4 separate regions of the Homo sapiens genome follow, and regions 1, 2 and 3 are each linked to region 4. The links are chromatin contacts, found by Hi-C or POLR2A ChIA-PET in ENCODE. All regions are on one chromosome and are shown on one strand. Each heading gives the region's core, a stretch centred on a gene start or an enhancer-like site at or near the end of the contact. The rest is flanking DNA. Distances are from core to core; before and after follow the strand shown.

Region 1 (3,688 bases), core at 29-2,528, 2.1 Mb before region 4:
ACTTCCCAAAGGTGTCTCATTAATAGATTGCTTCCTTAAGCGATTTGAATTGACAGTGAACTTAGGAAAAGGAAGACTCGTATTGGCTTTGTGTTTATTTGCATTGACTTCTTTGCTCTGAGTCTTAGTTTTGTTTAAGGCCATGGCTTCCCCAGACTTCGGCACTGCTGTGCTGGCAGGGTGTGCCCTCTCGTTTGCTACTGCCTGTGATCGCTGCTTTGGTCTATCAGTACTAAGACTGATGGTCACATTCAAGTCCCTTTCAGCTGCTAGTTTTGATGTGTCACTGCTGGGACTATGACTCTTCCGGGGCTCCTGTTTTAAACTGACACGTCCCATGTGTACTGATATTTTGACTACCTGAGTTCCTTTTGCTGCTATGAATGAGGTCTTTGGAGCCCCCTGAGCTGTCGTTTGCTTTGGTGTCCCCTGGTGAGAGGAGGCTTCAGGTTTGGTGCCTCTCCCGTCTGTCTTCTGCTTGTTAGGAGTCACAGGGAGGGTCTGCAGATGTGCAGGATGCCACAACGGCACAACCTTGCCCCTTCCCAGGGCATTCTGCATTTTTCTTTCCCTCTGGGTTTGGTCCAAGTCCACCTCAACCTTGAGCACACTCTCCTCAGTTTTTCTAACATTCTCTTTGCCCCATGCCCCTTTCCCATGTCCCCTTAGGGGAGGTTTCATCTCTTTTATGCTGCTGTAAAAAATTTTTCCTTGGTCTGGCTGAACTCTGAATCCTATCCGCTCCCTCCTCACAATGTCTTCCTTGATGACCCGAGTGTTGATCTCACTGAATGAGAGGCGGAGAGCTGCCATGTCAAAGAGGAGCCAGATGACAGAAGCTACAAAGATAAATGCCAAGACTCGCCCACTTCCTCGGAAAAACTTTCGGATCCTGTTCATGGTACAAAGCTTTCCCTAGCAGCCTGCCCTCCCTTAGCCTGCTTACCTTGAGTGGAGAGGAAGCTGAAGTAGCAGCAGCAGCAGCAGCAGCAGCAGAGTTGCCAGAAAGTGACCCCCTCCCCTGAACACAGCAGGAAGCAGCAGTCCAAGGGGAAAGCTCAGTTCCTACCGCTTGTCAGTCTCTGCCTGCGTGGCATTTCATAGCAGAGCATCTGTGCCTGCTTGGCTGGCCCTGGCTAAGTTCTGATAAACACTGGCCTTAGGTCACTCCAGGAGCAGTTGATTCCAGCCACCGAACAGTTCAACATATCACTTGTCTTGTCTCCGGGAGCCCATGTCCACCTTCCTACAAGCCCAAGAAAAGGTGGGGGCCAGATTGAGACTGCCGTTTCTCTCCTCCCCGTTCTCCGTCTGCACGCTGTAACTCAACACCACTTCTCATAAGGAAAACATTTCATGCCATTACCCAGAAAACTTCATTCAGCTCTCACCTTCTGTGTTATGTGAGAGCATGTGTGTTTAAACGGCAATTAAAGAGGAAAAAAAGCTATCTAACTTGGAGGGCATGTGTTCCTGGTTTGTGACCCCACCTACCCTACTCCTGCTCATTAACCCTGTTGTAGCCAGGTGCCAATGCTCTGCCTGAGGAATTTATCACTGAAGTTAACATTTCAGCTTTAAGACATAACAGCTTAAAGAAGGGGCCTGGTATATCCTCACTTCCAGAGATGTATATGTTTAATTATTTAGATCATTCATTCAAGGGGTTTCAATGTATTTCTTTGTAAGCCAACTATTTTTTTTTCACTAATCCATCTGTTTTTATTATTACATTTGATTACAAATAAACTTAATTTGTCATACTGCTATAAAAGTTTCTAAACACTTTGTTATGGTCTGAATGTTTATGTCCACCCAAAATTCATATGTTGAAACCTAATCATAAATGTGATAGTATTAGGAGGTAGGGCTTTTGAAGGTGATTTCATTATAAGGATAGAGCCCTCATGAATGGGATCAGCACCCTTAAAAAAGAGGCCCTATTGCCTTGCCATTCCACAAAGTGAAGACATAATGAGAAGGTGCCATCTATGAACCAGGAAATGGGCCTTCACCAGTCAACGAATCTGCTGGTGCCTTGATTTCTGACTTCTCAGTCTCTAGAACTGTGAGAAATAAGTTTCTGTTGTTTATGAGTCACTTAGTCTATGTTATTCTTCTATAGTAGCCTGAACAGATTAAGATACACTTACTCTCAGTTTCAGTACTTATCTCGTCTTAAACCAGCAAGCAACAGTTTCAGGACCACACCAGGACTTGGACCAGATTTTGAGTGATGCTGGTTGACTGGTAGGGTAGCAGTTCCGCCACAGGCTTTTCATTAGAACCACTTGAAACAAGATCCCCAAAACTCTGGTCAATTGATGAGAGAGGAGGTGGAGATGACATTTGGGCTGATATTGTATTAAATATATATATATATATATATATATATATATATATATATATATATTTTTTTTTTTTTTTTTTTTTTTACAAAGCTTCCCAGGTCTTTCAAATGTGCAGCTAAAGTTGAGAAACACTGGTCTAGAAAAAAAGTCTCAATTTTTTGTTTGTTTGTTTTTGGTTTTTGAACATTGCCTATGAGACATTTAATTTTAGGTGTCTACTTGACTGGGCTAAGGAACACCCAGAGAACCAGTAAAGCATTATTTTTAGGTATATCTGTGAGGGTGTTTCCAGAAGAGATTGGCATTTGACTCAGTGCACTGAGTGGGGAGGAGATGCCCTCACCCAATGTGGGCAGGCACCACTAATTGGTTGAGGGCCCAGATAGAAAAAAAGGCAGAGGAAAGGTGGATTCTGTCTCTGTTAGTGAGCTGGGACATCTTTCTTCTTCTGCCTTTGGACTAGAACTTTAGATTCTCTGGCTTTGGCCTCTGGGGCTTGTACCAGTCTGCCCCCACAACCTCCACATCCCTCACTAGGTTCTCAGGCTTTTGACCTCAGACTGAGAGTGATGTTATTGGCTTCCCTGGTTCTCAGGCCTTTGGACTCAGAATGTGCCATGTTACTGGCTTTCCTGGTTCTCCAGCTTGCAGGTGGCCTGGACTGAGGTTTCTCAGTCTCCATAACCACATGAGCCAATTCCTGTAATAAACTGCAACTCACTTATCTACCTCTATGAATCCTATTGGTTCTGTTTCTCTGAAAAATCCTGGCCAATACAGTCTACAACTTGTGTGACATTCCTTCCCTGTCTAAAGTACAGTCTAATAAAATCTATGCATTCCCATAACAACTAAATCAGAATACACATTTTGACATTGCCAGTTGTAAAGATTGTCCATAGAGTTTGAGAAGCACTTCTCGGGACCACTGTCCTTCTCTCTGAGGAACTCTGAGTGATTTGTGGACAACACTGCTGTTCATTACTCTAGTGTGGGGAGGGTCTAGCTTCCATGCTTTGAGGTAAACTTATGTTCCCAATGACTTGGGAGGGGAAGGAGAGATTCCAAATTCATATATATATCTCAAGCACTTTGCTAAGTTCTTTCCATTGACTATCTCACTCAATCCTCACAAGAATCTAATGTGAAGGAGTAAATTACAATATGTATTTTGTAGTCAGCAAATGAAACCTTAGAGAGGTAAAGCAACTTCTGGTAGAGATTGGAGGGGTTGGGTCTTGAATACACGACTGTAGTCCGTGTGCTTCAATATCACACAATACTGCTCTCTAGCTGTATGATCTTGCAGGCTAGTTAATTTTATGTGGTTACTGAGC
Region 2 (3,447 bases), core at 931-3,430, 2.3 Mb before region 4:
GATCCAATTCATTTCCAGAATCACCTCTCTAAAATAAATGGGAGGCTGAAGGGGAAGAGAGTCTGGTCTATTATAATTTTCCTAAGGTAAATCCTAAAAGAAAAGAGATGTTCTAAACAGTAGAACACCTTTGTAAGTCAAGGATTTGTTGTTTGGAAGTCACATTCCCCTTAAAAGATTACTGTTTCTCCACCCTTTATCACAAGGGACACTTTTGATCATGATATTAGTGACTGGCATGACACAGGCACTGACAGAACAGGGAAATGACCAATAAAAATAGACTAGGTCAAAAATTTGTAATTAACAGGTGTGACCACATTGATATGGGCTGGCTGGATGTCAGAGGTACTTTTGACCCTTGTTTTGTATCCAGGTATCCCATTATTTGAAAAATTTTACTTAACACATTTCATGAGTTAAGTAATAAGTATTTTCCAGTTTCTTAATTGAATGATGATCTATGATTTACATCAGCTTAAGGTCAGTATTACAATGAATTGGTACAATTTTAGTAGTCATTTATAAAAATGGGTGAGTCAGTTGGCCTGAGTGGGTGGCCTTATATTAAGCAAATGTATAATTTCCATTTGGCATTTTAAAATATTAAGAATAAAAATTAAAAATATTTACCTAACTTTATCAGATTCCTAGGGTACAGTGGACTGCTGTCATCCATTAATAGTGATGATTTAATTTATGTGCCTCTTAGCCTGAAAATGTTTTTAAAATCAATCTCTCTCTCTGTCTTCCTAATACACACACACACACACACACACACACACACACACCCCACATATACCTGTATACATATCTGTACATATCTATAAATATAGATTTTACGTGAATATCTTTATAATTGATGTATTCTTTAGTTGCCAAGGTATTTACCACTCCCTTTTGCCTTACACATTTATGTTACTTACCTGGCTTCTGAAAACGTATGTGTTTTTAATTCCTGATTTAGACCGTTATATGTTTGTGGTGATATCACTTTGTCCATGTCAAAATTCAATTCCAGTATAATGAGTCATGCTGTGATAGAGTTTTTAAAATCTATAATTGGCTTCAACTTTTGAAGCACTATTAATTCAGATTTTACTATTTATATTTGGCAATTTCTACTTGAGTTGAATTCATCTTCACTTCCAGTACACACACATTTCATTTTAGTTCAAAGATTTGCTAACTCTTTCAAATGCTAGTATTGATCTTCAGAGATTTTAAAAAGCACATTTGACTTTTTGTGCCATATAAAACTTCTCTTTTTGACTTTTGTTTCGATTCTTCCTTTTACTTGCCTCCCCTACTCCTCCACTGAAACCAGTTCTCTCAAAACTACCTGCCCCCAACCTCAGCCAAAGGAAAAAAAAAAAAAGCATCTGTGATCTTGAGTACTTGGTGATGGTGCCCTTGACCCATATGCACATGCAGGGACCAACAGGCAATGTTCTTGGTGCCACCTTGGTTTGCCTGTTACCTTCCTGCCCACTCCTTTCCTCCCCTGGGACCACTTGCTGATGCTGCCGCAAAGTCTCGTCTAAGAAATGGCAACATTGTGCCCTAAATGTGCTGGCTTTCCCTTCCCATTGTACTTTGTAAAGATCATGGGTAATTTTTGTAAGGACAAAGTAGTAAAAGGACAACCAGAAGAATGCTGAATGGTTACAACCTCAGTGGCAGATATAATGTCTTTTTGATGAACATTAATGATCTAGGGTATACTTCAGGGAAAGTACAGTATTACAAGGACTTCGAGAGAGAACATTATGACCGGCACCTGTAATTCTTGCCCATATTCACAAGAACTGAATGTCCTCGTGTGCTGACTTCTGCATTGCATTGCTAATGTTAAGTAAGAGAATGGATGGGAAACAAATGGTAGCACTTGGGGACATTTTTCTTTCTTCTCTAAAGAAAAAAATGGCAAATGGTGGTGTGAATGCAACTTGCCACAGAACATAAAAGCGTAAGAATTCTGGCTGTTTGAGGTGAAAAAATAAGTTGATTTTTCTTTAAATTGTAAAAATTAGCTCCAGGTTCTCTCAGGAGCTTAAAGAAAAAAAGCTTTGAGAAATGGGAGTGAATAGCAAGATAGGGTTTGTGTAACAAGTTCCTCAAACCACAGAGGTCACATGGGCTCTTTCTGCTTTGCTACTTTTGATTACTTGTCACAGTTGTACTTTTAGCTTCCCCCATCCTGCAAGGCCACTCAACCATGTGCTAGCTGGAGTGATCTTTATTCACAATGTCTTTACAAAGGCTCCTGCAACACAGCAGCAATGGCAATTTGGCGGACTTCTGCGCTGGGCCAGCGTATAGCTCTTACTCCACACTCACCGGCAGCCTTACGATGGACGATAATAGAAGGATTCAAATGCTAGCAGACACGGTGGCTACTCTGCCTCGGGGACGAAAGCAGGTATGATTGCTATTTTGTACCCTTTAGAGTGTTCACATTCTCTTGAGGGCAGAGTGATATGTTTGTCTGACTTCATACTAATGGTGATATTTTAGAGGCTTTGGAATTACTGGCTGATTATTATGGGTGAAGGAGGTGAGATGCTCAGGGAGCTAGGTGAACCAGTCCAAAGATTTGAGACCACAATCAAACTTTTTTTTCAAGGCAAAAATTAAGATTGTTTTTCTTATTTGAAGAAGTGCTCAGGTAAAATAAACATCATTAAGCATAAAAAACTTGAAGATGGTTTATATAGATACAACCAGTATGAGAATTAATTCTCTTTTCCCCATTGTGTCTCCACTGATTCTTTCCCTTCCATCCTTACTTGCAGTCCTTGATGGTCATTTCAGTTCATAATCAAATAAGAAATACTTTTTCTGAGGACAAATTTTGTTGACTAATTATCTTCAGCTCTGGGTTGCTGGCACATACCTCAGGCTATTGGAAAGTAAGATTTTTTTTTTTTGGATAGATGAGTGCCAGATTGAATATCAGCTCACCACTTAGTGTCTGTGGGATCTTGAGCAAGCCACTTGCCTCTCTAAGCTTCAGTTTTGTTTTTTCTAAAATGGAGTTAATAATAGAACCACCCTTATTGGGTTCTTATGTTGGTTAAATAAGGAACTGTGCAGTGCCTAACACAGTGACTGGCATTCAGTGTGTGTTTATTAAATGCTAGATTATGCCATTTTAATATTTTTATTGCAAAGTTTGTCTCTAGGGATGAAAACTCATTTGGAAAAATCTATGTCTAACTGAATTTATTTTGATTTTTTCGTTCTTCAATTTCTAACATGTAAAAATTTTTTTTTAACCATAATACCTCTTCAGGATTTTTTTTAAACAACTTGCTCTAAATCCCCAGGTACATATTTGAATTTCGATGTAGCATTTCTACAGAAAATATTTAGAATTGCCCTAGAGCAAGAATTTTTGCGCTTAAGTCTTGCATGTACAATCATGTGCTTCTCGTAAGCCTTCTA
Region 3 (3,391 bases), core at 47-2,546, 2.3 Mb before region 4:
GGTGCTTACAAGATATCAACAAGAGTCCTTGGCTTGTTATCTGAAGATGGTTTCCTTTTCCAAAATGAGGGGGAAATGGTCTGGAAGACCTGGAGCTGACTATGTTTTATCAACATGAGTTGACTATGTAAATCCTATGTACAGCTTGTTTGCTGGTGATTTAAACCAGCGTTTAAAAGTCCTGGATAACGGTTGTCACAGAATTCTTGTAGGTGATTTTTTTCCTCTTTCAAGAACTTCATATAGAGTTAATTAGGAACTCTTCATGCCCTTATACAATTCAATTTAACGTATCACTAAGAACTTCAAGTATGTAATTTGTATAGCCCACTCTTCATATTCATTAAAATTCACATACACATTTGTTCATATTCACTGCACAGTGATGGAATCAGAGAGGTTTTGTTATTTAGTCACTCTCTTGGTTTATTTAATCTCACTGAGTTTATGCCAAAAGGGATTTAAAGTGGCTAAATTAATAAAATTCAACAAAGTATTCCTGACCACACAGCATTTCTCTATTTTTTGGAAGGTTTTTCCTTCTAAAAAATTGTGGAGGTAAAGAGTTTTCTTATATTTTGAGTAGGTGAAATCATCCTCAAGTTGAAGAAAAGAAAACAAAAATTTTTTCCTGAAATGCCAGAAATTTGCATGGGGTAAAACACCTGGTTCGTAAGAAAAAAAAAAATCAAGCCCAGACATCCTTACCAAGCTGAAACAATATTTCATGTTTCTAAGATACTTGGGTGAGTTAAACCAAACAGGAAGCAGCAACAGAAGTCCCTGAATCAGAGAGGAACTGATCATTACTCATTTGACTTTGCAAGCAGAATGATGACACCATTACCCTGAAATCTAAAAAACTTAAAATAACTCCTTGTCAATTATGAAAATACTTACGGTTATGGTCTTCTGTCACGTAATCTCATGGGCAATTTCAACTTCTCCCTATCCCTTAGACTACTCCAACCCTTCATACTTCTAGAACTAGATCATGTTTTTGCAAACTTTTTAGAACATGGAACACTTTGGGGGAGAAGAAGGCTGAATCACCCCACTCGATCTTTTAAGTGACTTAGCCCACCCTAAATAACTTGAATGCGAAACCTACACAGGAAAACAAGTGAAAAAATTGGTAATTCTTTTACATAATTGAGATAATGTCTAGTTTCTTAAAATACAGGGAGAAGCTAAACATTAGATGTCAAACTATCGTAAACACAATTTCCTCGGCCACCTATGGATGACAGTCATCTGTAATACACAGACAACTTGTCACGCCCAGTGAACACCCTGAAGAAGGAGAAGCAGAATGGGGAAGTGGGATGGAGGTTTTAATTTCATGGTCTTTTGTGTTTTGGAAAATGTAAGTCAATGTGGCATTTGCAGAAGTTATCACATTGTTACAGAGCCAAATTACACCTTCCCTTGCCATTGTATCTAAAATGCTGGCTCCTTTTTATTCTTTGATATAAGGAGAACAAAAGGTATTTCTCCTTAAAGTAACAGTCAAATTTTGCCACTTGGGGCCCTGTGTTCATATGCCATGCCAGTGCTCAGCAGCTCCAGGTTTCTTAGATATTTTTATTAATTTTTATTGAGTGCTTACTATTGTGTCAGGTAGTCCTACAGAACTTTAATTTCCACAAAAATCCTATGAGGTTGGCACTGTTTTTTACATAGATGTGAAACTGAGACACAGAGATAAAATGCAGCTTTTCCCAACAACTTGGTTGCCTACTGTTCTCAAGGGGTATCTAACGTGTAGTACTCATGGGGTGCCTATAGGACTTGTTTAGCCTTTTTTCTCTTATTTTACCATTATTTTGAAACTTTAAACTGTTTTTGAAGTTATGAAGTAAGTACGTGTATAAAACCAGGATTAGAACATACAAAGAGACAAATAAAAAGAAGTCTTCCTTCCCTAACAACCCAGGACTACTCCACAGAGGTAACTATTTTTAATTTTATGTATTAGAAATTTTCTATGCCTAAACTAGATATGCATATGCATACACATTCATTTTTATGTATGGATCAATTAAGGTACATGTGTCGTACCTTGACATGGTTGACGCATCTGTGAACATGCTTGTCTCCCTGAATTCACTGTAAATTCTGAAGTCATACTATGTGTACCATTCTGGTTATCTGCTGTTAAGTAACAAATGATCCCAACACTTAGTGGCTGAAATTAACATTTATTTTGCCCACAGACCTGCAGTTTGAACAGGTCTTTGCTGGAAAACCTCATCTTTGCTACACTCAAGATCAGCTGGGGTGGTGCAGGGATTAAGGGCTGGAATCATATGAAGGCTCAGTTGCTCACATGTGTGGTGTTTGATGCTGGCTTTCAGTTAAGTCCACAGGTGACCCTGCGGCTAGAACACCTTCACGTGGTCTTTCCATGGAGCTGCTTGGCTTTCTCAGAGTATGGTGGCTGGGTTCCCATCAGACGCCCATCAGAGCAGGGCCTGAACAACTGGTATCATTGATGTTGGCCCTCTGACGTTGAAACTAGGCCTGTAACACCAGCTGAGGTCTGCTGTTGAAGAACACATCTGAGCAAGCATAGCAAAGTAGGCTGTGCATATGAGAGATGTGGAGACAGGGTGGAAGGTCATACTCATGGATTTGTTTTGGAACTCATCCGGTTATGTCTTATTTTGTCTTTCTTATTCCTCTGTATTCTCTTCTGTAATGTCCTTCTTACTGTCACACTCAGTTTCCAAGTCAGCTCTCAGCCTCCTCCATTCCCTGGATATTGATACACTTGTTCTCTCCTGGCATCACATCACTTTAACTGATAGCCTGGAATCAGCCCAACCTGGCCCCTGGCAATACATCAATTCCCAGCATCACACACATGCATTCCCTTGTAGGTCTTCCCTCATGGGGGTCTTCATTTGGCCATTCAAGCTCCAAGGGTTCTACTCTCCTTCCGAGTTTGGCTCCAATAGTGTTAGAGTAAACAATAGGTAATAATGTGTTTACAAGGGCTTAGAATCAGAGACACTATTGAAGAAGACCTTCTTCTGCTCATATTTAAGTATATTTGAAAAACAATTATCAGAGGGCCAAGGCCAATATTGTTAGCTAAATATTTCCGGCTACTTATAGGAGATGTCTGCCATGCTACCTACACTATTTTCTTCACTCAAGTGGGTATCCATAGCATTGACTAACTCCATTTTCCTTTTAATATAGTTTATGATTATTTTTATAGCTTAGACTATTCTAAACCATTCCTTTGAACAGATCCTTAAAGGCCCACCTCCAGCTGCCTCACCATTGCCATCCAAGCACTTCTCCTACTCATAAGATTCAGTGGTAGAGTATGACTTCATGGTAACCACGGGGGGGTTGCCCGATAGAGGAAGATGAAGCAATT
Region 4 (3,514 bases), core at 665-3,164:
ATGGATTGTCTAACTTACATGAAAATGCAAAAAAAAGAATAACAAAGACAATTATGATGCAGGAGAACTTAGAACACTAAGTATTTCATCTTCATGTAATTACAGTGTGAATGAACAGTGAGGTATGGGTACAGATAGAGATAAACTCATCAATAGAATAGAATATAAAGAGGGACACCCACACATATATAGTCAGTTGATTGTAACATAATACAAAAAATTAACAAAAGAAAAGGATAATTTGACAAATTGAACTTAAAGTTAATTAAAATTTTATATCTTAAAAGACATCATTAAGGGTTAGAAAAGGCAAAAAATCAAGAAAAGATTATAGTTAAATGTTTGTGTATACACACACACATATATGTATATATAACAAATATTAAAAATTTATAAAAGATGTCTCAGGTCAACAATATCAAGATAAATAACCTGATAAGAAGATAGGCTACAGACTTGGGCAGGTGCTTCAAATAAAAGCCATCCAAATAATGCATAAACATGTGAAAAGATGTTTAACCTCATTCATCATTGGGCAAACAAATGTTACAACAATGAAATCCCACTGTATACTTACTGGAATAACTAAAATATAATAAAATACTAATATTTCCAAGTGTTGGTGAGGATATGGAACTCTCATATATTGATGGCAGGAATGTGACTTGGAACAATCCCTTTAGACAATTATTTGGCAGTATTTACTGAAGCTAAACATACATATATTTTATAAAGTAGCAATTCTATAATATATTGTATTACCTAATAAGATGCTTGCATGTGTCCATCAAAGTACATGCAAAACTATATCATCATGATTTATAATAACTAAAATGTCCATCAATATTAAATATAGTGTGGCATATTCATATTATAGGATGCTTCATGTCAATAAAAATAAACTGAAATTATGTGTGACAACACTGATAAATCTCAGTAACATAATGATAAGCAAAAACGCTATATTCAAATGTTACATACAATAAGATTTTATGTATATGCATTTCAGAAGTAGGCAAAGATAATTAACGGTGTAGTTCAAAGGGGGTAACAGATGATGGTAGAGGTAATGACTATGAAACAAACTTACCATGTTATGTTTTCAATGAGTAATAGTATATACAAATGTCAGGAATGGAACATGCCTTTTCTCTCTTTACTTTCTAATTTATTTTAAAATCAAGTTTTCTAAACTAGAGATTTGCCTTTGCCTGGTGGTAACAAATGAAGAGTATTTAAGAAAGGTTCTGAAAGAAATATGATCAAATATGCAAGCCCCACTGATCCAAAGCTACCTTGTTGAAAAGACATCTCACAAATCTGAATCAATGCATATGGATTCAGAACAATACAAGTCAGATTCACTTAAATTGTCCATCTTTTATTCCCCTTTAAATCAAATATCAATAACCTTGGGGAGGTGATGCTGGCATTCAAATTAAATGACTTCTGGTTTTTCATGTTGTAGACCCGTTTATAATCTTCCCTCGTCTCAATTAGCCAAATAGGGAAGAAGAGATATTATTAATTATCTTATCGATCCACTTGTCACCTGAATAAAGTAGAAACATAGTGATTTGTTTTGCTTAATATGACCTCAGGAATCACAGCAAAAATAGTCAAGCTCCCAACTGTGCTCATTCTCTGCTACAAACTAAATTGTATACCCAGGCCTGTTACCTCTCCTTCCCCCTTATCTTTTATTATGTGTTACACAGGGTGTAATTTTGCTAAAACAAGCCCTTTAATTATACATTGCCAAAAGTGTCACCTACTGTTAAACGATTCCTGTGCTGCAGACAGAAGAAACCATGAACCCTGCAAGGTTCTGAAGTTTCCATTACGTGCACAGACCCCAAGAACAGCTGTTAACAAATCTGTTGGTGGTTTTGTGTAAAAAGCAGCCAGGCTGTGCTCCTGCTGTACTTTTGGTCAGAGAAAGCAATTTGCATTTTGACAGGCTTCGTGGGCAGAAGAAAAAACAGCACAGGTATAATAATAGCTCTAAATGAAAGATTTGGAGCAATGTTTTACTAATATTGAAAGTTTCCTTAAATAATGAGCAGCAATTAGAGAAAAATTATCTCAGGAGAACAGCAATATTAAGACTGTTTACTGATAACATAGACGAGAGTATTATTTTAAGGAACTTTAAGAAAAAGACGTGTGATTTAATATTTTATTAGACTGTTTAACATAAATTTTATCAAAATGAAACAGAAGATAAACTTAGGTAGTAATGTAGAGCAATTTTTCCTTTAAGAAAACTTAATAATTATTTCAGTTCTCCATTCTCTTACGTTATAAAATCTTTATCTATTTTGAACCTATTTTCCCACATACTTTTAAACTGTAATAACTTACATGTAAATATAGAGTATATGTATTGCTGCCAACCAAAATACTTAACTCTGTATTGCAATTGCTGCTCTGTTTTACGATTAGACCTTAAACATAGTGATCTAGAATTGAGCATGGGCCTTGCTGAATTTAAATACTAAGTCTAAATTTACTGTCTGCATTACCGTACTTAAATTATTTTACTTTAAGTTCCTCATTAAGTAATATAATACCTTCAAAAAATTTTACATTGAACACAGATCTCAAAATAAAATAATTTACATTTATAAAATGTTAATAAGAAAGTAATGCTTTATTACTGTGATAGAAGTTGATTGTATTTATCAATATTTGGTTTTTCTCTGCTTGCTGGACATACTTAAACACATTCTACAGACATTTTGCTTCTGAATGGGACCACAAGACACAATTCTGGCTAATGGAATGTGTGTTGCAGAATGGTGTGCCACTCCCAGAGCTGACCAAAAAAGCAGTCTTAAAAACACTCTCTTCTCTCCAAGGCCCTAGAAATAGCAGACACAATACAAGGTGGGGTCTCCCTAATCAGAGCTTGGAAAATAGTTGGGTACAAAGGCCACACAACAAGGATCAAATGTATTGGACTTCACATAAATGAGAAATAAAATTGCCCAGGAGATTTTGAGGATAACTTTTTTTAAGTTACCCTTTGCTAACTGACGTTATTATGTAGATATTTAAGCAGAATATGCATCTATTTCTAAGAAAATATTCACTCTATATTAACTTCCTTAACCCATCAGGATGTTTTTTGTTGTTGTTATTGTTTTGTAGAAAAGCCAGAGAATTTAAACGCTCATGTAATAAATATTCTAGATGAGAAACTTCAAAAACAAGTACTAAAAAATAGTACTTTAACAACCGAAGAAATGCATAATTATTTTAAGTCTCTAAAATCTTATCCTAACTATCTGTTACATAATATTAAATAAGCAGATGATTTTAAGGAGATAGTTTTATTCTATTTGCATGTTTGTTGAGAATCCATGCTATGCTGTGTTGGGGTCAGAAAACAAGACCCTAAAATGAAGGACTCAGAAGCAACCTCACAAGTAAACGTTTTTCTCTGACCTTCTCCTGTTCTGCTGCTTCTCAGTCCCATTCTCTCCAGAGGCTAGCTGTAGAAACTAGACTC

Evidence for each region. A loop is a pair of places that touch in the nucleus more often than their neighbours do. ChIA-PET counts read pairs that join two places held with the same protein, here RNA polymerase II (POLR2A). Pooled maps may share reads with other maps.
Region 1: a pooled map shows a loop between it and region 4 (3-fold over the local background). The contact joins the promoter of GALNT5 here to the enhancer-like site in region 4. A Hi-C loop is called at or near these places in 2 of 37 single-sample maps with no recorded cell type and 2 of 50 pooled maps.
Region 2: a loop to region 4 is called in a map of OCI-LY7, with 13 times the contacts of the local background. The contact joins the promoter of CYTIP here to the enhancer-like site in region 4. A Hi-C loop is called at or near these places in 1 of 168 maps with a recorded cell type or tissue (OCI-LY7), 2 of 37 single-sample maps with no recorded cell type and 4 of 50 pooled maps. POLR2A ChIA-PET finds 5 or more read pairs at or near these places in 1 of 52 experiments (OCI-LY7).
Region 3: a loop to region 4 is called in a map with no recorded cell type, with 15 times the contacts of the local background. The contact joins two enhancer-like sites. A Hi-C loop is called at or near these places in 5 of 37 single-sample maps with no recorded cell type and 4 of 50 pooled maps.

What each region holds. Positions count from the first base shown.
Region 1 is chr2:157,255,295-157,258,982 of GRCh38, reverse strand. It overlaps GALNT5 (polypeptide N-acetylgalactosaminyltransferase 5), which reads right to left and starts at 1,278. Exons shown (of 10, transcript NM_014568.3): 1 at 1-1,278. The coding sequence starts at 900.
Region 2 is chr2:157,442,822-157,446,268 of GRCh38, reverse strand. CYTIP (cytohesin 1 interacting protein) reads left to right here and starts at 2,180. Exons shown (of 8, transcript NM_004288.5): 1 at 2,180-2,422. The coding sequence starts at 2,249. RefSeq lists enhancers at 2,330-2,379, 2,420-2,519.
Region 3 is chr2:157,466,981-157,470,371 of GRCh38, reverse strand. All of the region lies in intron 3 of LOC105373712 (a long non-coding RNA gene), which reads left to right. Among named protein-coding and RNA genes, the nearest start is that of CYTIP, 25 kb to the right of the region's middle. RefSeq lists an enhancer at 1,012-1,231. Within about 2 kb of position 1,296, at least 8 of the 41 ENCODE cell types and tissues checked have a DNase peak (open chromatin) inside an H3K27ac peak, as active enhancers do.
Region 4 is chr2:155,144,316-155,147,829 of GRCh38, reverse strand. No RefSeq gene overlaps it. Among named protein-coding and RNA genes, the nearest start is that of KCNJ3, 450 kb to the right of the region's middle. RefSeq lists an enhancer at 1,680-1,739. Within about 2 kb of position 1,914, at least 2 of the 41 ENCODE cell types and tissues checked have a DNase peak (open chromatin) inside an H3K27ac peak, as active enhancers do; they include OCI-LY7, where a contact is called at or near this core.